3 separate regions of the Mus musculus genome follow, and regions 1 and 2 are each linked to region 3. A link is a loop called in an ENCODE intact Hi-C map of the cell type or tissue named here. Cell type or tissue: heart. All regions are shown on one strand. Region 1 overlaps Gm38534 (a long non-coding RNA gene). Region 2 has its middle 13 kb from the start of Mrps23. Region 3 overlaps Msi2 (musashi RNA-binding protein 2).

What was found. Hi-C counts contacts between places; a loop is a spot of excess contacts. Peaks named below come from ENCODE experiments on the same cell type or tissue, not always from the same donor. Only the 100,000 strongest peaks of a DNase experiment are listed, where the experiment ranks them.
Region 1: it touches region 3 in a loop (8-fold over the local background); 13 of 42 quality-filtered maps call a loop at or near these places.
Region 2: it touches region 3 in a loop (15-fold over the local background); 6 of 42 quality-filtered maps call a loop at or near these places.

The regions. Positions count from the first base shown.
Region 1 is chr11:88,248,752-88,256,751 of GRCm38, forward strand. Gm38534 (a long non-coding RNA gene) reads left to right here. Exons shown (of 4, transcript XR_001780289.2): 2 at 4,971-5,144; 3 at 5,486-5,574; 4 at 6,948-7,762. Among named protein-coding and RNA genes, the nearest start is that of Gm34366, 17 kb to the right of the region's middle. In heart, no CTCF peak of the experiment used is centred here; DNase peaks (open chromatin) are centred at 3,650, 4,330 and 4,790; H3K4me3 peaks cover 470 bases; H3K27ac peaks cover 3,734 bases.
Region 2 is chr11:88,212,951-88,220,950 of GRCm38, forward strand. No RefSeq gene overlaps it. Among named protein-coding and RNA genes, the nearest start is that of Mrps23, 13 kb to the left of the region's middle. In heart, a CTCF peak has its summit at 536 (motif pointing left); DNase peaks (open chromatin) are centred at 2,381, 2,731 and 3,551; H3K4me3 peaks cover 642 bases; H3K27ac peaks cover 2,364 bases.
Region 3 is chr11:88,408,265-88,416,264 of GRCm38, forward strand. It overlaps Msi2 (musashi RNA-binding protein 2), which reads right to left. Exons shown (of 14, transcript NM_054043.3): 8 at 5,644-5,726. Among named protein-coding and RNA genes, the nearest start is that of Mir378b, 59 kb to the left of the region's middle. In heart, a CTCF peak has its summit at 4,377 (motif pointing left); a DNase peak (open chromatin) is centred at 4,367; H3K27ac peaks cover 3,369 bases.

The sequences.
Region 1 (8,000 bases), 160 kb before region 3:
GGAGAGATGGCTTAGTGGGGAAAGAGGAGAGGCTGAGCTCAGTTTCCAGACCTTATGCAAGAGCTCCGAAGCTCATGGCTGCCATCCCAGCGTTGGGGAGGGAGAGGCTAGAGGATCCTGGGACTTGTTTGTCAGTTGAGGTGAATGGTGAGCTTGAGGGAATGAGAGACTGTGTCTCAGGAGAATAAGGTTGGCGGCAATTGAGAAAGACATACAGCATCTAAGTACTTCAGACTTCTGCATACACACACACACACACACTCACACACACACACTCACACACACACACACGCAGAGAGAGAGACAGAGAGACTGGGAGACAGGGATAGAGACAGAGACAGAGGAACGGGGGGTGGGGAGAGAGAGAGAGAGAGTTGCAAGCACAGGATGAAAAATTAAAGTCTTCTGGGAAGCCAAGTGTCCAATTATTTAGGCTCCAAATCTGGGACTCTAATAAATCTGCACTTGGAGCTCACCCTGCCCTCCAGATACTCCTGACATCACATCTGCATTCAGTCCACTCCTGAGCAGCAATCTTTAACCCCACTCTCCCCAGTGCACCCAGTGCACTCTGCACCAGTGTCTAACCTCAGCTACTGCCTAATTTCCTCTTAGCTGCCTCTGCACTCCGTCCATCTTCCATCTCAGTGCCCCGTAAACACGTCCATTTAGTGTCTAGCCCACTAATGGCAGTGGTGAACTTGTGTGCTTGCCTATTTAGTCAAATGCTCGTCAGGTGGGAGGAGCATGACTCCTTAGGAAGGGAAGAGGCTCTGCGGAGGGAGCGGTTGCTGGGGAAAGGCTGACTTCTTTTCAGGCTTTCTTGCCGGACGCACAATCCCACAGTTCATCATCACATGAAATAGGAAAGGAGATTTGTTCTGAGAAACACTGACCCCTTTGCTCCCAACGTTTTTACAAGGTCAGGTGCATCCCGGGTTTATTTAAGAGTGTTATTAGAAACAGCCAGGACCATCCCAGCCCCAGCTGGCCTCACCGGAATGCTCATTTCTTTGGGCATATCACCGGAACAATGAATGAGAGAGACTGATGAAGGAGAGAGAGAGGTGGTTCCACAAGTGTGTCTCTGCCTCTGTGATGGAGAGAAAGAGAAATCTAATGTGAGAATCCAGAAATGGAAGAAGAAGAAGGCCCAAGCTCTACGTAATCAATATTTACAGTTTTCTTTTAAATTTTTAATCACACCGATTTACTTATTTGTGTGTGCTTGTGTGTGTGTGTGAGTGTGTGTGTGTGTGTGCACACACATGCACCATAATGTGCATGTGGAGGTCAGAGGAGAACCTGTAGGAGTCTGTTCTCACCTTCTACCATGCAGGTCCTGGGAATGAACTCAGGTCGTCAGGCTTGTGGGCAAGCATCTTTACCTAGCAGCCCATGCTCACCAGTTTTGAAAACAAGAAGGCGGAGTCTTTATCTCTATTTCATAGATCATTGGTGATAGGCAAGGCACAGAGTCCTGGAAACATCTCTGGCCTCAGGTCATGGGTGGGACCTCCAGTGTGCACTAACTCACTTCTGCAATTAGTACATTTCCTGAGCAGTTACTGTTCCAGACATCAGACTAGGACGTGTAGATACAGTAGTGAACAGAAACAAAGCCCCTCGATTCCCCGGAGCTTAGTCGGAGGAGACAAAGTATCAGATTTATAATAATATATCCAGGGGTGATGACTGCCATGAAAAACTTCATTCTGTAAAGGGGAAGGAATGGGCTTTGCTCTTTATGTAGAAACATGAATGATATAAGGAAGGAGCCCAGTGAATTCAGAGCCTGGGGTCGTAACATTCAGGAAAGAAAGGAAAAAAGAACAGAGCCCCATATGACAGAATCATGCTGCTAGCTAGGTACATTCCAGCAAAGAAGCCTGGCAGACATGAGCAAGGGTGATGACATCAGAGAAGACACCAAGGGTGTGATCATGGATGGCTCTGTTGAGTGGAAGAACTGTACATTCCAAACATGGAATCTTTGGAAAGTCCACTGGCATGTGGAAATACCAGCAGAGGATTGTGGGTAGAAGCTGGGCGAGCAGCCAGGAGATAGTGGTGGTATGGACTATGTAGAATAGTGGAACAAGAAGCAGGAAGAGTCTAGACACATCTGAAAGGTAAAACGGACTAGATCTGCTGATGTTCCGGTTGAGGGTGTGAAAGAAAGAGACAGTAGGAGATTTACAGTTTGATTGGTGGTTAGTTTTCCTAGCATGCACAAGGCTTTCAGTTAGATCCCCCAACACCACATAGAACCACATGGTGGGGCAGGCCTCTAATGCCAGTTCAAAGCCATCCTCAGCTAGATATCGAGTTTAAGGCTAACCTGGGCTACATGAGAGCTTGTCTTAGAAAGGGGGTGGGGGCAGAAGAAAGGTAGCAAGGAGAGAGGATAGCCACATTGTTTGACCAAGTAACCGCATGTGTGAGGTTGCCACTAATAAGTGGGAACGCAGGGATGAGATGTGAGGAGACATGATGCAATGGTTTGCAGAGATAATTCATTGCTGGAGGAGCCGGGGTGGCTGAGAGGAGCCTAGCTGGAGTGGAGGGCACAGTTCCCTAAGCGGGAAGGGGGCCAAGAGCATCCACTAGTTATGTCAAAACCTTGCTAATGGAGGAGGGATGAGGTTTGCAAACAGAGCTCTGGATGCGCTGTGTACAAGTCATGGTGACTTTAAAGAGGGCAGGTGGAGTGCTGTGGGCACCAACACCTGGTCTATCAAACTTGAGAGCTGACAGAAGACACCATGTAGCCTTTCACTGAGTCGGCTGTTGACATTTGGGGTGGGCGGGCGCTCCCTGGAGGAGCATTTCGTGCAGTTGCTTTTTTTTGGTAAGGAGATACTTCAGCATATTTGTAGCCCAAAGAGTAATTCATCAACCAGGGGTCAGGTGGGGATTGGTAGCATGGGAAGCGTGGGACAAAAGGTCCTGGGCCATAACTTTCTCCCTGTCTTTATTGTAGAGCTCTGAGCATTGATCAATGTGTTTAGTAATTGTTTATGGTTGATGTTTTGTGAATGTCTCTGGCATTTATTTCCCCCTTTAGGCAACGTTGTTTTCCTCAAATGTGCCCATGGAACTAGACCAGATCCATTTAATGATGAAAGCGCCTTGGAAAAGCAAATCCCCTGACTTGGGTCCACGAGCCCTAGTTAGCTCTTATCACTCATTTGTAGGGGTGTCAGGCGAATCGATACCAGAGAGTTGCTGTTATTGAAAGCTCAGTGTGCGTTTTACATGAATTATCTCTGTAAACCATTGCTGTGATGTATGCGCTATTGATTATCTCAGTTTAATGAAGAAACCCGTTTTCAGAGGTTAAACCGCATGCCCAAGTCTGAGGGTAGTGCGCGGTGGAGCCATGGCTTCAAACCAGACCGCGTCTTTTAATCGAGGTGCCTTAGAGAGCTACTCCACGCCCCCTAGACGGACTGTTACGCCCAAACTGTCGCCACAGGCAGATGTTAGCACAGAGAGTCTGAACCTTTTTTTCCCTGCCAGGTTGAGCCAGGCAGTGTGTCCTGAGGTGGAAACTCTCTGAATGACAAACCTACAGTCCCTTCTCTGGGTGTCCCCTCCGCCCCATCTTTGTCCCTCATCCCTCATTCGGGCTGTGTGGTACCAGCTGGGCTTGGGCAGCAGGGGGCGCTCTCTCGCCACGAGAGGCCGAGCAATGAGGTCTCGCTCTAGGCTGGAGAGAGACTGACTCCCCAGCTCCCAGCCTCAGCTCCTGTATTCTTGTGGCTAGCAAAGCTACCTCATAGAATCAGAAGATTCTGCGAAGGTTTATGAGAAATCTATGCTCTGGTGGAAGGGTGTTAGGGTGGCATGAGATAGAGGTAGGAAGCTCCAGCTCTTGGGTTGGGTGTTGACATTAAAATAGGGGGATTCCAAGAGGGTCACCAAGCTCAAGGCCTAGCCTCGGCCAGGACTCCTAGGTACTGGGCTGGGGAAGGAATTTGGTGAACCTGAGGTCAGGCAGGCACTGAACAAACACCTACTTTTCTTTTAAAGTTCCTGTCTGAGCTGATTTCTTTCTAAGACTTCCTGCTCTAGGGACCACTGAGATACTGATTTGGGGTTGGAAAAGCAGCTTCCTGCCCTTGCTGGGATACAAAAAAGAGAGATGTGAACCTCGACTTTAGACCAAAGGACTCAGAAGCAGATGTCGTTACTCAGGGCCCACCCTCCTCTGCTCCTTTCCCAAGGCACCACTGGCCATTCGCTACTCTTGTGTGCTAAGGAGCAACTGTCCCTAGGGAAGGCCAGAAGCGAAGGGCAGCCATGTGATGGGCGCCTGAGTCCTGGTGCCACCACAGCTGTCATCTGCATGTGACTGCTTGAGGCCTGGCCAGAGGCACTCCAGGCCACAGAGGGAGAGCCAGGGACACAGCTGCTCCTGCCGAGAGCTCAGCAGTCTGCATCTCTCAGATCTATAATACCAAGCCAGGAAGCAAAGCTAGAGGGAGCCGGAAGGACCAGAGCGCCCCCTGCCCCCCCCCCGCGCCCCCAGGCCCCGCCCCCGCGAACCCCCCCCCGCCCCCTGCGACCCCACCCCCCTACCCCGTGCCTCTCTAAAGCATCCAGAACTGACTCAGCTGCATCAGACTGTGCCCTGTGTCCTGTTGGCATGTCCCCATGCTTCGTCCCTGGAGTGAACTACAACCTGGGACTTCCAGAGGCGGCTATGGTTAGGCAGGGAGCAGCCAGTGTTCTGGAGTAGACCCAGACATAAACCTAATTCTTGATTTGAGAACAGTGGCTCCTCTGAACTGGCTTGATAATGTGTTACCAGCCGGGGCGAGTCAGCCATAGAGGGGCCTGGCAATCCTTCTGCCCTGCAGATTCTTTGACTCCTTCTTTTCTTTCTGTTGCTTTTGTTTGCCTAGTTGAGACAGGACCTCACTATGAAGCCCAGGCTAGGCTTGAGTGAGATCCCTCTGCCTCAGCCCTGCAGGGTGCTGGATCCGGGAATGTGCAGGCTCCTTACTGTTTGGAAGGAGGAATTCTGCAGGGCTCAGAGCCGCAGGTGTTCCATCCACCCTTCAGCTGCACTTCCTGTGGATGAGACCCAGAGAAATGGGAAGATCAACTGGGCAGCAAGTGACAATCACCTACTGAATGTAAGAAATGGAGCCCTGGAGGGGCTTTGTCCTGTTGCTGAAGAGAGGCAACCTGGATTCATGGGACTCCAGGATGGGGGATGGGCAGTTTCAGTGTCGGTGGAAGAGAGGTTGGTTTCTCTGTGATAGAAATGCATGGCTCCAGCAGTGGCTGCTGTCCTGTCCTGCTTGGCTCAGGGGGGCTGCACTGCTGCAGTAGGCATGGGACAGACACTGTATTCCAGTCGTTCCTTGAAGGCTTGAATGCATCAGATTTGGGGTGGCGGGTGGGAGTGGGGGGACAGTGTCCTGTTTTGTTTGGGAAACATACAAGAGCCACTATTCTTTCTGAGTGATTCTAGGTCACTGCTCCTCGAGTCACCAGAACAGACCGTTGTATGAATAAGAATGACGTCTGCGAGCACCCGCCGTGCTCCACTGATTGTATGGGGTGAGTTAGAAACATTTCTGATATTTTCAGCAATACTTTCCGAAAGAGAGTCCTCCACTCTATACTGAGGCAGATGGGATGCAAAGAGCATAGATGTCTAGGTCATAGATGCCGAGGTCAAATGGCCGAGTCAAGGTGAAGTCAGGCCGGCTTTTAGGTCCACTCCAGCTGACTCAAAACCAAGGGCTGAGATCTGTAGAGCAGCCCCATCTACACCCCCCCCCAAAAGCAGCCTGTCCCCCATCTTCAAGCAACCCTTTTGCCAAGGGAGTCCAAACTATTGCACAGACTGAGAACTGGCTTCCTTATTATTTTGTCTCTTATTAAAAAGAGTTTTATTGTTATCTATTTTTATAACTTATAAATTGTGCGTGCATGCCAGGCAATGGTGGCAAATGCCTTTAATCCCAGCACTCAGGAAGCAGAGGCAGACAGATTTCTGAGTTCGAGGCCAGCCTGGTCTACAGAGTGAGTTCCAGGACAGACTGGGTAATACAGAGAAACCCTGTCTCAAAAAACCAATAATAATAATAATAATAATAATAATAGTAATAATAATTGTGCGCGCACATGCGTGCGTGCCTGCTTGCCTTCATGTGGGTATGTGTACAAGAGTGGAAATGTCTGCAGAACCCAGAAGAAGGTGTCAGCCCATCTGGAGCTGGAGATACAGGGAGTTGTAAGCCAAGTGATGTAGGTGCTGGGCCATGAATTCAGGTCCTTGCAAGAGCAGTACACACACTTAATTGTTGAATCATCTTGCTGGTTCTTCTCCCTCTGTTTTCTGTTTTCGTGTGTGTGTGTGTGTGTGTGTGTGTGTAGTTCTTTTAGTGGGGAAGGCAGAGTTTCTCTATGTAGCTCTTACTGTCCTGGAATCTTTCTATAAAACAGGCTGGTCTTGAACTCAAAGAGATCCACCTACTTCTGCCTCACAAGTGCTGGGGTTTAAGACACGTGCCACCACCACCTGGCTAAAGATTATTTTTAAATTTTGTGTCTAGCCATGCATATGCACATGAGTGAGGAGTCACACGGAGGTGCTGGATCTGGGGACTGAGCATAGGTCCTCGGTAAGAGCAGTACTTGCTCTTAGCCATGAAGGCACCCACTTCCCCAGTCCCTCTTTGCCCTGTCCCCATCTTGCCCTTGAAGGTAATGGAAGAGATGCCCAAACAAACACTATTGTTGCTAAGAGAAAACAACACCTTATGGTTAATCACCCCTGAAGATTTCAGAACCTGGTGATGGTCCGAATAGAAGAAACCTTTCAGAAGGCAGGGATTCCAGCCACCCAAAAGCCCCTGGAGAAAATAAAGGACTCCTCTCTTCCCATGATGCTTCTCTATCCTTGACCCAACTCCCTCCCTCTGCAGATGCTCCTGGGATTGGGCCAAGAGGTTCAACTCCAGCACCAGAGGGAGTAGGATGCCAGGAGAGGCCAGCTTTGCAAACTCCCAACCCCCCGGGTTCTCAGTGGCAGAAGACTGAGTGTACAGGGACCAAGGTGGCTTGTGGTTGAGCTGAGACCACTGCACTTGGAGCATCTGTAGCTCCAGACCCCTTCGCTTTCCTGACTCTACGGATGAGGTGATTCACGCTTGCTTCCTATTCTGTCTTCATGGAGTCAAGGATGCTCTTAGCACCCGTATTAGTCTATTCTGGCTCTGAGAAGAGCATGCTGTAGACTGGGTGGCTTCTAAACAACAGACCTTGATCTCTTGGCTGTGAAGGCTGACAAGTTCAAGATCAAGAGATTCAGTGTCTCACAAAGGCCAGCTTCCGATGACTTCTTCTCATTGTGTCCTCCCATGCCCGAGGGACGGAGTCTTCGGGTCTCATTCACAAGGGCACTATCCCCAGGGTCTAGCCAGCTCCCAAAGGTCTGCTTCCTGATCCTATCACACCATGGACCAGGATTGCAACCTTTGATTGGAGGGTGGGGCATAAATATCCAGTCACTGACAACACCCTTCCAGAGCCCTTAGGATTCAAAATGATAAGTGAATTCTCCATTCTGGAACTGACACCACCTTCTGGAAAGAAATATACAGAAAGAGAAAGTATACTAGTGTCAAGAAGAGAACGTCCCTGCTTTCCCAAAGATATACAAGTGGCCATCTCAGCGGCTCTAGATTCTAGATCATAGCACAGTGGATATGTTTGCTTATAAAGATATTTTGATCTTTTAGTTTATGACTCAAATGGATTGCCAGAGTGGGGATGAGGAGACCAAAAACATATCTAAGGCTCTTAGAACATCTTTTCAAATTGCCTTCCAAATGGGTCAGATTAATTTTCATCTTATTCGGGATCGGTACTGGCTGGTTTTGTGTGTCAACTTGACACAAGCTGGAGTTATCACAGAGAAAGGAGCCTCCCCTGAGGAAATGCCTTCATGAGATCCAGCTGTAGGGCATTTTCTCAAT
Region 2 (8,000 bases), 200 kb before region 3:
ACTTTATGGGTTCCTAGTTCTACCATCCTCCAACCGTATCCCTTCCAACCCCCAACGCAAGGTAGGAGAGAAAGAAGGCTAGAGGGGAAAGGGGGCTGTCGATCTCTTTAGACTACTTCCTGCTGACTAGGGGAAGTTGGGTTCCTTGGGGCAATATTGATCTTTTCAGGATATCTCCAACCAGCAGCAGTGGTGGGAGTGGGGAGGAGGGGAGAGCAGCCACTGTACCCCTCTGGAGCTCTTGCATTTATATCCTCTCAAGAGACCCCAAAATTCCAAATGTAAACTATCTGCAGCTGGCAAAATCACACCCTTGCCAGAGCATGAAGCAAATTACATCCCGCTGCTATGGAAAATCTGAAGCATCCCATATCCCACACCTCGGATTAAAATAAAAACATATTCCCGGGGCTGGAGAGATGGCTCAGTGGGTAAGAGCACCGACTGTTCTTCCAAAGGTCCTGAGTTCAAATCCCAGCAACCACAGGGTGGCTCACAACCATCCATAATGAGATCTGACGCCCTCTTCTGGTGCATCTGAAGACAGCTACAGTGTACTTGAATATAATAAATAAATCTTTTTTTAAAAAACATATCCCCATAATATTTCTGTTTGTTTTAAAAAAATATTTATTATATGTAAGTGCACTGTAGCTGTCTTCAGATACTCCAGAAGAGGGAGTCAGATCTTGTTACAGATGGTTGTAAGCCATATGATTGCTGAGATTTGAACTTGGGACCTTCTGAAGAGCAGTAGGTGTTCTTAACCACTGAGCCATCTCTCCAGCCCCCTTTCTGTTTTTAAAGAAACCAAAATTCTCACTACATGGGACCCCTCCTCAGCTTTTATGGTTTCAAATATCAAATGACGGCTCTACTTGGTATCTTTATGATTCAGATTGAGTGTCAACTTCCTGATGAACCCCTCCCCCCATAGGGACCGAACTCAGGTGCTTCATTGTGGTTTGTGTGCCAAGTCTACAGCCTGTGCCCAGCAGGCTTCCTGTGGCCTTCAGCGTCAAGCATTCCTTTCCTATGAAGAACAAACAAGGGCAGACGTTTTCACTTTGTAGCCGCTGAAGCATTGAACAGCTTTTCAGGAGCAGGGCCCTCCTGAGGGCTGGCAGAGCTGAAGCTGAAGGCAGGTGTCCAGGCTCCAGTGACTTTTGCAGAAGACAAGCCCGAGAAGTTGGGTCTTTCTGGATGCCCCCGTTTGTACTGGTGTCACCTTGTGCCCATCACAGCCACCAGCCCACGATGTAAGTGCAAAAGTTGCCGCGGCTTCCTGTTGTAAAGTGAGTTGAAATGATGGGTACACAGCTTCCTGGTTTTCTCCTGGCTATGGATCGCCGTTTTGAGGAGCGATGGGAAAGGTGTTTGAACAGACAGGCTGGGATCAGATTGTGATCGCCTTGGCAGCCGCACTGAGGAGTCTGCTGGGCGGGAGAGTGAGCAGGGAAGCCATGTTGTGGCTTCAAGTGTGAGTGTCCAGGAGACTGGTAGTGTGAAGTGAGAGCCAGTGGGGAAGGAATAAGGCTTTAATTTTGTTCAGGTGGGGGTTATAACCCAGTGCCCAAGTGGCAGGGATGACTAGGGCCCAGGTATTTAAGAAATGGATGAAGTCGCTAGTAAAGAAACAAGATGTAGAGCTGGGAGAATGAATGAGATAACGGTGGTGGTGGCAGTGGTGACAGTGGTGGAGGTGGTGACAGCGGTGGAGGTGGTGACAGCGGCGGCAGTGGTGGCGGCAGGACACAACCCGGGGTGTGGTATTTAGCCAGGGAAGTGTCCTCAGTTATGGATAGGACGAAGAACCCTAACCCTAACCTTAACCCTGACTCTAACTCTGAGGCAGCAAAAGAAATCCAAGCCAGGAGCTGAGGCGATTGCTAAATCAGTAAATGGCTTGACTTGCAAGCGTAAATAAAGTCCTGAGTTGAAGCTCCATGATCCATGTTTTTTTTGTTGTTTGTTTGTTTTTTAAAGTTGGGCATGGTAGTACACTTGTAATCTCAGTGCTGGGGAGGCAGAAGTGGGCAGATCCCTGGAGCTTGCTGGCCAATCAGCCTAGCTTATTTGGCGAATTCCAGCCTGTGAGAGACCTTGTCTCAAAAGAAAAGTGGGCGGTGCCTGAGAAAGACCCCCTGCTGTTGTCCTCACCTCACTTTGCATATATGTAATCCCATCACTTAGGAGGCCGAGGCAGGAGGGTTGCTGCAGGTTTAAGCCAGCCTGGTCTTTTAAAAATCACAGTTATTAAAGCGGGATGATAAAGCTCCGGAGGGTCCAGATGTGACCCACTTGGAGTCACTGGGCCTGCTCCATTCTCATCAGAGCTGGCTGTGACCAAGCCTGGCAGGAAGCTGAACTGGGTTGGCAGTTTTCCCGAGTCTGTCTAGAAGAGAGGGCACCTGACACAATGTGGCCCCGAGAGTGGAGGCCTGCTGCACAGGCCACTGCCGGAGCAGAGCGTGGGAGTGCGGTAGGGAAACGAGAGCTCTCTCTTCCCCGCTCTGTGCTCTGGAGGTCCGCCTCAGAGATGAGTCAGGTCCCAGCCTCATTGCGGGGTTAGCTGTGGGCTGTCAGGCTGTTTCTGTGAGCCACTTGGTGGAAGTCACCTTGGCTGGCGGAGGAAGGGCAGTTGCCCTCCTGTGGGAAAGACAGGAAATGATTTCCACGTCGCTCCTAGGGTAGTCCTCGGTGTGGCACACTGGCCTCTGATTGGATGCGCCTGGCTCCAGAGCGGTTTCTGTGGAGATGCTGAGCCAGGCAAGTGGCTATTGCTCCGACACAGTGAGTTGGTTGCTAGGGGAGGGTAAAGGAGGCAGAGAGTTGAGTGTCATGTCCCCTAAACATGTCACCATCAACTACCATTGCTTCCTTCCACCGGGAGATTGCAGAGGGAGTTTTTGTTGTTGTTGTCGACTTGCTAAGCTGACAATCACGTTGCATTTCAAGCTTAATTTTCCCCTTGATTGACGCCTTTCCTGGGCTCTAACTTAAACACCAGTCACCTGACCTTCTCGCTGCTCAGTTCTTTTAATTAAAAGATGGTTCCAAGCAACAACGAGTAGGGGTCCATTTATTATTTATCAAGCATTTGCCTTCCAGCAGTTAGTGAAAGGTCACTGGCTTCAGCGGATGCTTTGTTTTTGGTGAGCAGCTTAGATGAAAAAAGATAGACCGTCAATCTCGGCTCCCTCCTGTTTGCTCACTTGCAGGACACTGTTTAATAGTCATTGTGGCATTTAGGATTGCAGGCCTCGGAATCACGCAGAAAAGTGCATGTGCCTCCCTTGCCAGAACACTTCTCCAAAAGTAAACATCAGGTTGTGATTATGGTTAATAATGAGATATTGATTGTCTGAAAATGTCACTGCCCGGGAGCAGTAGGCTGCAGCACCACTAGGTGGCGCTGCGCTCTCGTGCTGTTCAACTAGAAACATTTTATTTCCTTGCCTCCGGGTCCCTTGTCTTTCAAGGTTGGCAAGTGTCCTTGTGAAATAACGTTCTGACTGAGATTTAGGAAGCTGAGGTCCTGGGGTGCTATTGGGATGGAGTAGAGATTGGAAGGAACGGGCCATGGGACAAATGACAGAGGCCTGCGGGTGTATGTGTATAGATAGGAGAGGGGGTGTGCAGCGCCTTGTACTATAATAGGAGCCGGAGAGGAGAGAGCTAACTCTGCTGGACCCCTGGAGACTCTGCCCAGAGCACTGCTTCCTAACCTTCTTCACTCAATGACGCATCTGCACATTTCATGTAGAGGGAGAAGGAGGGAGGATGTAGGTAGGGAGGCAATGAGGAACAGAAAGTCTTACCTGTGCTATCTTGTGCAGTGAGGGGAGTCAGTGACCCAGGAACCTCATCTTCCTCGCCTGTAAGAAAGCACCCATAGCTCCGCCTCATCGAGTTGTGGATGAGCCAGTAGCCGCAGCTGAGTCCTTGGCAGGACTAGGCCCTCGGTGCCTAGGTCCGATGTGGGGGAATGTACATTAGACTAAGGCAGACAGGAAGCATCGTGAAATCTCACCATTTGTCTAAGTACTTGCTCCCTCCATCCTCGGCCTCCAAAGTTACCACCTCTTTTGTTTGGTGTTTTGATTTTTAAGACAAGGGTCTCAGATAGGCAGTGGTGGTGCACAACTTTAATCCCAGCACTAGGGGAGGCAAAGGCAGGCAGATCTCTAGGACAGACAGGACTACACAGAAAAAAACCTCTGTTATTAAAAACCAAAAAAATCCCCACAAAGACAAGGGTCTCACTATATAGCCCTGGCTCTTTCCAGCACTGTATGCACCAATAAATAAATATACTTTTTTCCCCTTGTTTTTCAAGGCAGGGTGTCTCTGTTTAGAACTTACTCTATAGAACAGGCTGGCCTTGAACTCATAGAGATTCTCCTGCCACTGCTTCCTGAGTGGTGGGATTAAGGTGTGTGGCACCACTGCCCAACATTTATGTCCTTTTTTTTTTTTTTTTGGTTTTTTTTGAGACAGTGTTTCTCTGTGTAGCCCTGGCTGTCCTGGAACTCACTCTGTAGATGAAGCTGGCCTCGAACTCAGAAATCTTCCTGCCTCTGCCTCCCGAGTTCTGGGATTTAAAGGCGTGAGCCACAACTGCCCGGCATTTTTTTTATGTACATTTTTAAAAAAAGATTTATTTATTTATTACATGTAAGTACACTGTAGCTGTCTTCAGACACACCAGAAGAGGGCATCAGATTTCATTACAGATGGTTGTGAGTCACCACGTGGTTGCTGGGATTTGAACTCTGGACCTTCGGAAGAGCAGTGGGTGCTCTTACCCACTGAGCCATCTCACCAGCCCCTTATGTACATTTTCAAGTGAAGAATACCAAAAGTGTACTAGCAGGTTCTCTGCTCCTAGAATTTGCCCAGTGGTTGTAGCCTTCATTAAGCAAACAAACAGCAAACTTGTTTTTATTTAGTTACTTCTGATGGGGCAGGGAGAAGACAGAGAGGGAGAGAGAATGATGAACAGGAGATCAGGCCAGGTTGGCTTTGAACTCCCTATGTAGCTGAGTTCAAGGTATCTCCTGCTCCCACCTTCCAAGTGCTGGGATTACAGGCGTGTACCGCTGTGCCTGGCTTGCATCCGTGTCGATGGCTTTCTTATGTTTTCTGTTAGCCCTCAACATTCTGCTCCTACTTTTGCTGTGTACACTCAGGAGAGCTGACGGTAGAAGGCTCTGACCTCTTTCTTCTGTTGTACAATCAGAACATCGGGGCTCGTATCTGGACACTCATGGCTTCACGCACGTCACTTAGCCACTTTGAGCAACATCTGGCCCTGACACAGAGTGTGGAACTTAACAGGCACTTGCATGTGTCAAGGGAAGGAGCAAATGGCATGGGTGGCTCCCCATCCTGGCCACGGAGATGACAGGATCAATGCCAGGTCATTTTCAAGTACCAAAGAGGAACTAGATGCTGACTGCATTCCAACTTTGTAGAATGCCCAAGCTTTCTGCAGCTGCAGTAATAAAGATGGAAGGAGAAGGAACTACCCCAGACTGTGAGGGTACCCGACCCAACACAGAACAGCACTCACCCAGGGCTGATGGGTGGGAACATTCAGTCTAGGTGCAAGAATTCTACGGGAAAGGCTGGCTTCCCGAACCCTCTCAGGGTGCTTGGTTTAAACTCCAAATCACTCCCGTGTTATCTCTAAAATATTCACTGTCTTCTTAGAAGACCCCTGATGCTTTACCCCAGCCTCCCAGAGCTCTGCTGAGTGAGGCAAGTGGCCTTGCAGCCTATCCAGTTTGGCAGCCTGGATATCTACAGCCAGTACAAGGCCTTAGTGGGATGTCAACTGCCACCAGGGCCAGGAGTTACAGGCGAGTCTTACCGGAGTTAGCTTGTTTCACACCCTCAGGGTCAGCCTGCCTCCCGCCTGCCTCCAGAAGACCCGTTGGCTCTGGGGATGTCTCAGATGCGGCTGCTCACTCCTCTGTTGCTACCCAGCTGTGGCCAGCATCTCAGGATGCTGGGGTGTGCTCCTGCTCTGCAGACTATTTCTGTGTCCCGAGGAAACATCACGGATCCATCTTTTCTTTCACCCATGCGAGGATGCTCTGTTCAAGGAAACCCAGTGCTGCTCCTGAACAAGGGGAAAGATCTCCTTTCATGGCTTCGGTAAATCTGGTGTCTTGGTTTCCCAAGTTAGCTTTGGCTGTTACATTCAGTTAAAGTACATCTGGGCATAGCTTTGGTGTAGTACCCTCAAGCATACAATATATAAAATACAGGCCCATACACGCTACCCCTTTGCAATGACTAAACTTATTAAACTCAAACAAAGTATTTCTATGTAAATTCTCGGTCTTGTCCCCTTGTGCTGTCTTCTTGGACGAGGTGTTTATCCTTCCCATTATTGTTATCTTCTGGGGCCTGAGCAATGGCCCAGTGATGAAGAGCACTTGCTGCTCTTCTAGAAGCCTCGTGTTTACTCTCCACTGCCTGTAACTCCAGCTCCAGTGGATCTGATAACCTCTTCTGGCCTCCTCCGGCACAAGCACATTCATCTACACGTACACATACACACACTGGAAGTAACAAGAAACCCTCAGCCCGGTGTGGTGGCACACCCCTTTAACCACAGCACCTAGAAGCCTGAAGCATGTGGATCTCTGTGAGTTTGACACCAGCCTTGTCTACCTAGCAAGTTCTAGGACAGCTAGAGCTACACAGAGAGACCCGGTCTCTAAATAAATAAATAAATAAATAAATAAATAAATAAATAAATAAATAGGAGCTGGAGAGATGACTCAGTAGTTAAAAACAAAACAAAACAAAACAAAAACAAACAAGAAAAAAAACCTGGCCGCTCTTCTTGAGATCCCGAGTTTGGTCCCCAGAACCCACACAGCAGCTCACAATCTCCTCTAACTATAGTCTCATGTCATCCTCATGGAATCTGACGCCCTCTTCTGAGTACATGCAGACAAAATGTACATAAAATATGTAAACAAACAAATAAAATAAATTTTTTTTTAAAAAGTGAGTTGCCCTTCTCACTTATGAGCCCTTCTTGAGTAGTTCAGAGCTGAGGTTGCTCTGTCCTGGATGCTGCAAGGATCTTCACTGTGCCTGTTTCTTGTGTGTTTACAAGCAAGAACTCCCCGGGGTCTCTTTAGTGGGATTGCTGGGCTGGGCAGCCCGTCCTTAGCTTTCTGAGCAAGGTGGTTAGTTCTGGGGTGTGTGTGTGTGTGTGTGTGTGTGTGTTGATTCCACTCACTTTACATACTACTTTGCTTACATCTTGTTGGGTCTTTCATCCCCTTTACTCTGATGTACCCAGTGCCTTTGTTTTCGTCATACTAAGGATTTCTGTAAACATCCATTCCTTCACTTTTGCCTTTGTTCGTTTGTTTGTTTGTTTTAACAAAGCAGCATTTAGATAAATAGAGATTCCACAAGTCTCCATGGAACAAAGAACACAATATAGAGAGGAACCCGCCACCAGGGCACGACCCTGAACCTGAAAACTTTGAGGCCGTCAGGATTAAGATAGTCACCACAGCACTAACCCTGGGGAAATGGTCTCTTCTACCTCTAGTGTGGTGCTGGGACTCAAACCCAGGTCCTCTGGTATGCTAGGTTCTACCCACTGTGCCACACCTGTAGCACTTCAGAGTGCTTTCTGCAGTCCGCCAGCTGTCTGCACAGTCTCACTCAAGCTTACAATAGCTCCACTGTTATTCAGCACGCCACAGTCTCTGGTGGGAGGATGTTCTGGTGTGATTCGGTGCATAAGGGTGCTTGCCACCAAGCCTGGCAAATGAGTTTGATCCCAGGACCCACATGGCAGAAGGAGAGAGCTGACCCCTATAAATTGTCCTCTGACCTCCGAATTTACACTAGCATAATAAGAAATAAATGATTTTAAAAAAGGATTTATTTATTTAATGCATAAGAGTACACTGTAGATGTCTTCAGACACACCAGAAAAGGGCATCGGATCCCATTACAGA
Region 3 (8,000 bases):
CAGCATGATACCTAGAAACACCAATTCCCTGTGAATGAGGTGTAGGAGAGGGCTCTACCCTGGTACCTTCCATACCACACCCTCCGTGCTCACCCAATCGAGGTACAAACATCTCCCGTCATATTTTTGAGATAGGGGCTGCGCCAGGCCTCTGATGAACCCAGAAGCTGGCAATGTGTCAATTCTCGCCTCCTTCCCTGTGGCTGCTTGGCACATCAGGAGGCTGCTTGCAGGCTGGGTTCTGGTGACTGACTAATCAAGCAAGTGTCCCTGCTGCTGTGGGGCTGTTTCAATCAGGGGCAAGCCACCATGGGAGGCGTTATTAGCTGCATCAGAGCTGGAGTTTTCAGAGTGGCCAGAGAGGAGGATCATGAGGTTGCTCAGTGCCTGCATTTGTGTGTTTACTGACGGACGCATCTGCATTTGTTCTGGTTTTGGCTGAGGCTCAGATCTTGTGGGTTGGAACCTTAGCTTGAGTGGCAGCCAGCTCTCTACCATGCCTCAAGGATCAAGGGAAGAGGTCTAGAATGATGACTGACCAGGACCCCTAAGCCTAAACTCAGTCCTCTGCCTTAGCTGGGAATCAATTAGGAGATCAAGAAACTACATGGGCTGAGGGGGAAAAGATGCTCTGTGGCCATGGGTAGCCTTATACGCCAGCAATCCCATCATCACAGTCCTTTTTTGTTTTGTTTTTTGTTTTCTGAGATGGGGTTCTCTGTATAGCCCTGGTTGTCCTGGAACTCACTCTGTAGACCAGGCTGGCCTCGAACTCATAGAAATCTGCCTGCCTCTGCCTCCCGAGTGCTGGTGCCTGGCTCATCATGGTCCTTCTTGGTCTACAGAGAAAGGCCAGCCTCGTGGTTCAACCATGAGCTCAAGAGTGTAGCTTTCTGGTCCTGAATTCTGGGACTGCCACTTGCTGACTGTGTGGTCTTGGGCAAGTTGCTTCATCTCTGCCTTGCCTGTCTTTAAAATGGGGAAAATGGTTTGATATCTTTTTTTTTTAAGATTTATTTATTTATTATTATATGTAAGTATACCATAGCTGTCTTCAGATGCACCAGAAGAGGGCGTCAGATCTTACCATGGGTGGTTGTGAGCCACCATGTGGTTGCTGGGAATTGAACTCAGGACCTTCGGAAGAGCAGTCAGTGCTCTTACCCGCTGAGCCACTTCTCCAGCCCCGATATCTTTTTTAATACTAGAAGGCGTGTGACAATCAAATCAGGTAAGATGTACCAAGCAAGTGTCCAGCAATCAAAATGTCTACATTCTAAAATGTTAGCTGCTGCAACCTATAGCAGAAAGTGCCATGTAGAGACTTCCTGCCCAGACTTCTACCTCACCTTACCCTAGGGGAAAATTTCTTCAAGTTTTCAAGAAATGGATATACTGGAAAACTGTTGCATGATGGTCTTTCTTGGGCTTCCTAGCCTGTCCTAGCTCTAAGATGCTGAAGAGTTATTTATCCATGTAGTATGTATGTATGTATGTATACATGCATGCATGCATATGTGTGTTCAAGACAGGATTTTTCTGTGTAGCCCTTGATGTCCTAGAACTCATTCTTTTTAAAAGCTAAGATTTATTTTATTTATATGAGTCCACTGTAGCTGTCTTCAGACACACCAGAAGAGGGTATTCCATTATGGATGGCCATGAGCCACCATGTGGTTGCTGGGAATTGAACTCAGGACCTCTGGAAGAGCAGAGGGTGCTCTTATCCGCTGAGCCATCTCTCCAGGCCCCTGGAACTCATTCTGTAGTCTAGGTTCTAACTCAGAGAACCACCTGCCTCTGCCTCCTGAATTCTGGGATTAAAGGCATGTGCCACCATCACCAGGCACTGAAGAGCTTTTATAAAAGCTCACTAGATTCACTAACCAAATTAGAGAAGGAACGGCTTTGGGAGCTATGTATGCCTTTGAGTCAGGTGATTGGTTCCTTTAATCACTCCACAGTTATTAATTAAGTCTGATAAATGCCAGGTGCACACCATTGAGCCAGGGGTCCTGGATTCAAGTCCCACCTCTGTGATTCATGGCTGAGAGCCATCAGATCTTTGAATGTGAGAAAGTGGATGCCCAAGTCCACTACGGGGCCATGGCAAGGGTTGGAGGACTGTCCTCTCCAGTTTCATAACCCAGAAGAGCAAACCCTCCTATGTTCCTTTTAGCATCTGTCTGGGCTTAGAGGTCTTCCTGAGTGGCTCATTCAAATTCTCTCCATAGCACAGTTGAAATGCATTTCCTGTCTTGGTGAATTCAAAAGCAACTCAGGCTACAGCCTTCTCTGCAAACCCCCACTCCCTTGAAATTATACCTTTCTTCAGAGCAGTCTGAAGGCAGGGCTTTCAAGATCATGACACCTCTGCCATGAGGCAAACACTGTGATGCCCTGTGCCCATGCCAGCAACAACCAGGGAAGTGGCAGTCTTAGCTCCGTTTGTTGGGGTTCAGTGACCTCCCTCTGCCCCTGCTCCCCAAAACCTCTGATTTCTCCTCTGGGCAGATCTAGGCTAAAAACTTCCATGGACACCTCAAAGTCTGTACCTGAACTCTTCTGTCTTCTGTCCTCATGCCTTTCCCATCTCTGTCTGCTTCCGATTTTGCTTATTGCTTACAGAACAAGCACAGTCCCAGATGAAAGGAAAATAGGAATTTTAGCCACTGAGTCAGCACCACCTGCATAAACAGTGGCACTGAGACATGGGAGAGGCCTAGGGAATGGCTGGCAGCATCTCTGGCTCCTAGACAGCATCTCTCTTTCGTCCAACATGACCTTATTCCACTCCTCTGGTCACCTGGGGGAGGGGGGTTACTCTTTATCTCTCTCTCTTTCTTTCTTTCTTTCTTTCTTTCTTTCTTTCTTTCTTTCTTTCTTTCTTTCTTTCTTTCTTTCTTCCTTCCTTCCTTCCTTCCTTCCTTCCTTCCTTCCTTCCTTCCTTCCTTCCTTTCTTTCTTTCTTTTTTTCAAGACAGGGTTTCTCTGTGTAGTCTTGGCTGTCCTGGAACTCACTCTGTAGACCGGGCTGGCCTCGAACTCAGAAATCCGCCTGCCTCTGCCTCCCAAGTGCTGGGATTTAAAGGCGTGTGCCACCATTGCCCAGCTGGGCTTACTTACTCTTTCATCCCAAACTCAGACAAGGGTTTGAAACAGCTCACTGAGCAGCCAGGAAGCTCAAAACCCTGCTCCTTCACAATGGGTAGCCCTGGGGCTAATCCTAGGACCTAGTTCCTCTTCTGAGATGGAGGATGACAAAGCCTTTCCCACCCCATATCATAGGCTTATTTCAAAATCTGCGCACTGTCACACCAGGACTCATCTCTTGCCTGCACTGTGCCCTTCCTGACGAGAAGGAATGCAGAAATGGTACCCGCCTGCATCCTTTGCTGCCTCTTCCACTCCCTGGGGTCCAACAACCTTTCTTCTCGGAGCCTGTCAACAGCAAGCTCCGAGAGGCTAAACAAGGCATCAGTACACAGGTGCAGGTTCTCTACCTCTTTAGTTTAGAAAACAGCCAGCAGCAACCTAAGGTGGGAAAGGAGGTGCCGACTGGAAGGCAATAGCATTTGGAGGACAAAGTCCACAAAGGAACCTGTGTTGATCATCATCTGTCTCCCTCAAACTACTTTAATGCCTATGCAGATGCCTCCAACATACACTATGCAAAGAAAGACTATTTTCATTTCGGATGCATATGATGGCTAGGAACAATATGAACAATATTATTTTAGTGCCCTGGGAAAAAATTAGCAAGTCAAATATTGAATCAAGCCTGCAGCACCACATGCTAAGCAGATTGCTTTGATCTTATCCACACTAAAAGCTCTATTATTGAATCTAAAGTTGGTGAACACATATCAGACCAATATACAATGCATATCTGAATGCATGTTTCCCAAGCAAGGAATGTTTTGACAAAGGGGAGAAAATATCAAAGTCACAGCTGCGATCGAAGCCCAAATTTGACCTCCCAACCTCTTTTCTCTGGGATGGAGGCTTTGCTGGCCAACCAAAATGTGTGTGCTCTGGGGGGCCTTCAGAGGATCCTGAAACACCTACTGAGCTTGCTCCAGCTCTCTCTTCTCTCTCTCTCTCTCTCTCTCTCTCTCTCTCTCTCTCTCTCTCTCTCTCTCTCTCTCTCTCTCTCTGTCTCTCTTTCTCTCTCCTTCTCTCTCTGTCTCTGTCTCTGTCTCTGTCTCTCTCTCTCTCTCTCTGTCTGTCTCTCTCTCTGTCTCTCTCTCTCAAACCAACAAAGAAAGGGTTTGTCACCCCCTATTCAAGTAACTTGAGAGGACGGTGGGATGGGAAAGAGAGCAGGCAGACACCACACAGGGCATGGCACCCTCTAGTGGCCACTTCTGTGGGCAGTCTCCTGGTCTCTACAGAGTGGAGCCTCCCCTCCTCCTGAGACTTCTTATTCCACCAGGAGGAGCAGCCATGAAAGGGAAGGAGGCAGCAGATTATGAGGGCAGAAAGAAAAGCAGTTTGTCAAATCTCCTATCTAAGATCTGCCCCTCAAGGGCCTTCCATCAAAAGCACGGCAGGAGGATGCATGTGGTGGCGCACACCTTCAATCCTAGTGGAGACAGAGACAGACGCATCTCTGTGAGTCTGAAGCCAACCACAACTACAGTACACAGTGAGACCCTATCTGAGAGGAGAGGGGAGAGGAGAGGAGGGGAGGGGAGGGGAGCGGAGGGGAGGGGAGGGGAGGGAGCTGGAATTAGGAAGCTGTAAAATCCACTGAGGATCAGATCTAGCATGCTAGCCTTTTGTCTGTTTTTTGTAAGGCCTAAGATTTGAAAATGCTCTTTTATGTTATTAAATGGTTGAAATATAAGAGAGCGAGATGTGTAGCAAAATATGGAGTGCATGCCCTGCAAGTTGGATTCTGTGTTGGAGGAAAGGAGAGAGGGGACTATGATCTGCTTGTATGAAATTCACATAAGTACGGCCTACGGATGTGTTTACAACCCAGCGCGGTTGTAACGGCCAGATGAACAGCTTTAAACACTGGTCAGTTTTTTCTTTTAACTTTTGAGACAGGCCCGAATACTTCCTATTTAGATTTTTATTAATTCATTTTAGTTTTGTGTATGTGTGTGCAGATGGTACCGTGTAAGTCTATGTGTGGAGGGTGCACATGTGTGCAAGCCAGAAGATGACCTCTGGTGTTCGTCCTCAGATGTACCACCTGGTCCCTCTACCCAAGAGTCTCACTGCCCTGGAAGTCAGTAACTAGGGTAGGCTGGCTGGCAGTCAGCCCCAGGCATCAGCCTATGCCCATCCACCCCTCCAATGCTGGGGTTATAAGAGCACACTACCACACCCCATGTGTTTTAAAGGGCGTCTGAAGATCAAACATGTTCTCAGACTTGCAAACAAACACTTGAGTGTGAGCTATCTCCCCAGCCTATTTTTGACTTTGGTTTCTTGAAATAGGGTCTCTCTACCTAGCTTTGATTGTCCTGGAACTCACTATGCAGACCAAGTTGGCCTACAACTCACAAAGATCTGCCTATCTCTGGACTTTGAAAGCCTGGTCCACGTACCTCTCTATCTATTGCATGCACAATGTGCACGCTGTAGTGACTCAATCCCACTGTCCCCTGCTGGACAACCCCTCCAGACTTACCATTTTATTATTGATTTCATGGAAATGAATCTCACAGACTTTCTCCACAACGTCTTCATTCTCAAAGGTGACAAAGCCAAACCCTAAAGGAAGGAGAAACGAAGAGGAGGAATGAGTTTGGTTCCTGCAGGGTAGGCAGGGTGGCCTGCAGTCAGGACAGCTTCCAAACAGGCGGGGGCGCGGGGGTTGGTGAGTGGGAGGGGGAATGGGGATGTTGTGGTCTAGGCAGTGATTCCAGTTTACACTCAACACCCTTCCAACAGCAGGCACCAGTCAGGAGTCCACCCACATGCAGCAGGCCCCCTGTGGCTTACATTTGCCCAGAAGCAAACAAGAAATTTACTTGTCTGTTATTTACAAGGGTCAGAGCCTGCTGGCTCTGTGTGGAGGCAGGCTCGTGGGCTGCAGAGAGCCTCTTGGATCACTGCGGGGCCGCACTGGCCCTTTCTGTGAGCTTCGATGGCTAGCCCTCGGGTCGGCCTCCACGCGGAGGCAGTTATTGGTCCTTTTCTTCCTGAATGACTTCCTCTAATACCTCATCAGGACATCCTGAGGCCTGGAAGGAACTATTAAAAGTTGCAGGCCTCTGTTCTGTGCGGGCATCTCTTTGCTTCTGCCGCTTCAAACATGCTGTGGATTTGGGGCAGTTTAAGACTGTCTGATGCCTGCTGTCAGCCTGTCAGCTATCCACTGTATTTGCTCGGCTGGAGACTGGCTTTAGTAGACAAGCTGCACTAAAGAATTTTGGCAGGCTGACCGCCGATCAGCATCCTGCATGCCTCTCTCCACCCTCCTGCCCCCTCCTTTCTTCTCTTTCCGTCCCCAACAGCGTTTCCAGTATGAGTACCCATCTGTGAGGATGCTCAGTAAGCACCAGGGTACCACGTGGGCCCACACATGGTGGCTCTACCACTTTGCATTGAGCTTGGCTGTCACGTTGGCGCTAATATGCAAGGGGACCTGGGTAGAGATGGAGAGAGATGCTGATAACGCAGGGGCCTGGTTATAGTCTTGTCTGGGCATGACCTGGGGACCTCCTTCTGTTTTCTGGACCTCATGCTTTGCACTTGGAAGTGAAGGTAGTATAAGCAAATGCCAGGTCCCCCAGATCAAAACTCCCAGGGCTCTGCTATGGACTGGGGTGTGTGTGTGTGTGTGTGTGTGTGTGTGTGTGTGTGTGTGTGTGTGTGTGTGTGTGTGTGTGTTGCATGTTGCTTTGGGAGGTGAAGTTTGGAAAGTGAGGATGAAACCTTTGCTTTGTTCCCCTCTCCTGCCCAGTCAGGCTACAATAAGGTGTCTTTCTGCAACCCTGTAAAGGGACCTTCCTAGGACCAAAGATGCTGGCACCCTGACTCTGATATCTTGCTTCCAAAACTCTAAGAGACTTCTTGTTCACAAGTTATGACAATTTCTGACAGCAGCCCCAAACAAGACACTCTTTGCCCCAAAGACATGAATAGGCCAAATCCAAAGCATAGTAAGATAATATCCGACTGGCTCTTTTTGCAATATGATTATCAGTGTTTCCTATCAATCAGATAAGAGACAGATGTAGCCTTTCTCAGTTTCTGCATCTGTTTTAGGGCTCAGCCACCCAAGGTAAAAAGAGACTCTCTCAGGTCCTTTCCAGCTCACTTTCCGAGGGCTAGCAGGGAAACGGCACCGACATACAGAGCTGACACTTGAGTTTCCAGAGCAGGTTCTAGAAGATTCTTTAGGAAAATGAAGGTCACTCCCTGTTCTCCAACATCCTACAGTAAAACAGAGGACTCAGGTCCACCACACAAATGCAATCGTGATCATCAGGTTGCTTCATTTGTTACCATGTGTGGAATTCTGAGCTGCTGGTCTCCCCAGTACACAGAGCCTAATACATCACAGACATATGAGGCAGGTGTCTGGCAGGCTCTAGAGAGGACACAATTGTCTGCATAGGGGCTCGAACTGGTAAGTTTTCACCTCTCAGTAAAAGTTGGGTCCTCAGCAAGTAAGTGAGTGAGACCCACAGCAGATAGCACTTGAGCTAAACAGATGCCCAACCACAGCCCCTCTCACCAGCCTCACACTTCCCAAGCCGTGTCCCTGGAGAGAACATACAGAGGGTTCTGACCCCTCTTTGGGTGTCCCCTTGTCCTTGGCCCTTAGCCCCATTCCTCACTTGCAAAGTTGAAGACAGCCATACCCAGTGGCAGAGCCCCAAGCATTTCTCTTTGGCCTCTCGGGTGTTTGATCGCTGTCTACTCTAGCACCAACTCTCCCCACTTATATCCTGCACTGTGTCTTAGCCCAACAAGACTTTTAAAGACCTCTCTCTCTTTAGAATTGAAGGATCCTTCAGAAACAGCCTCCTGCCTGAG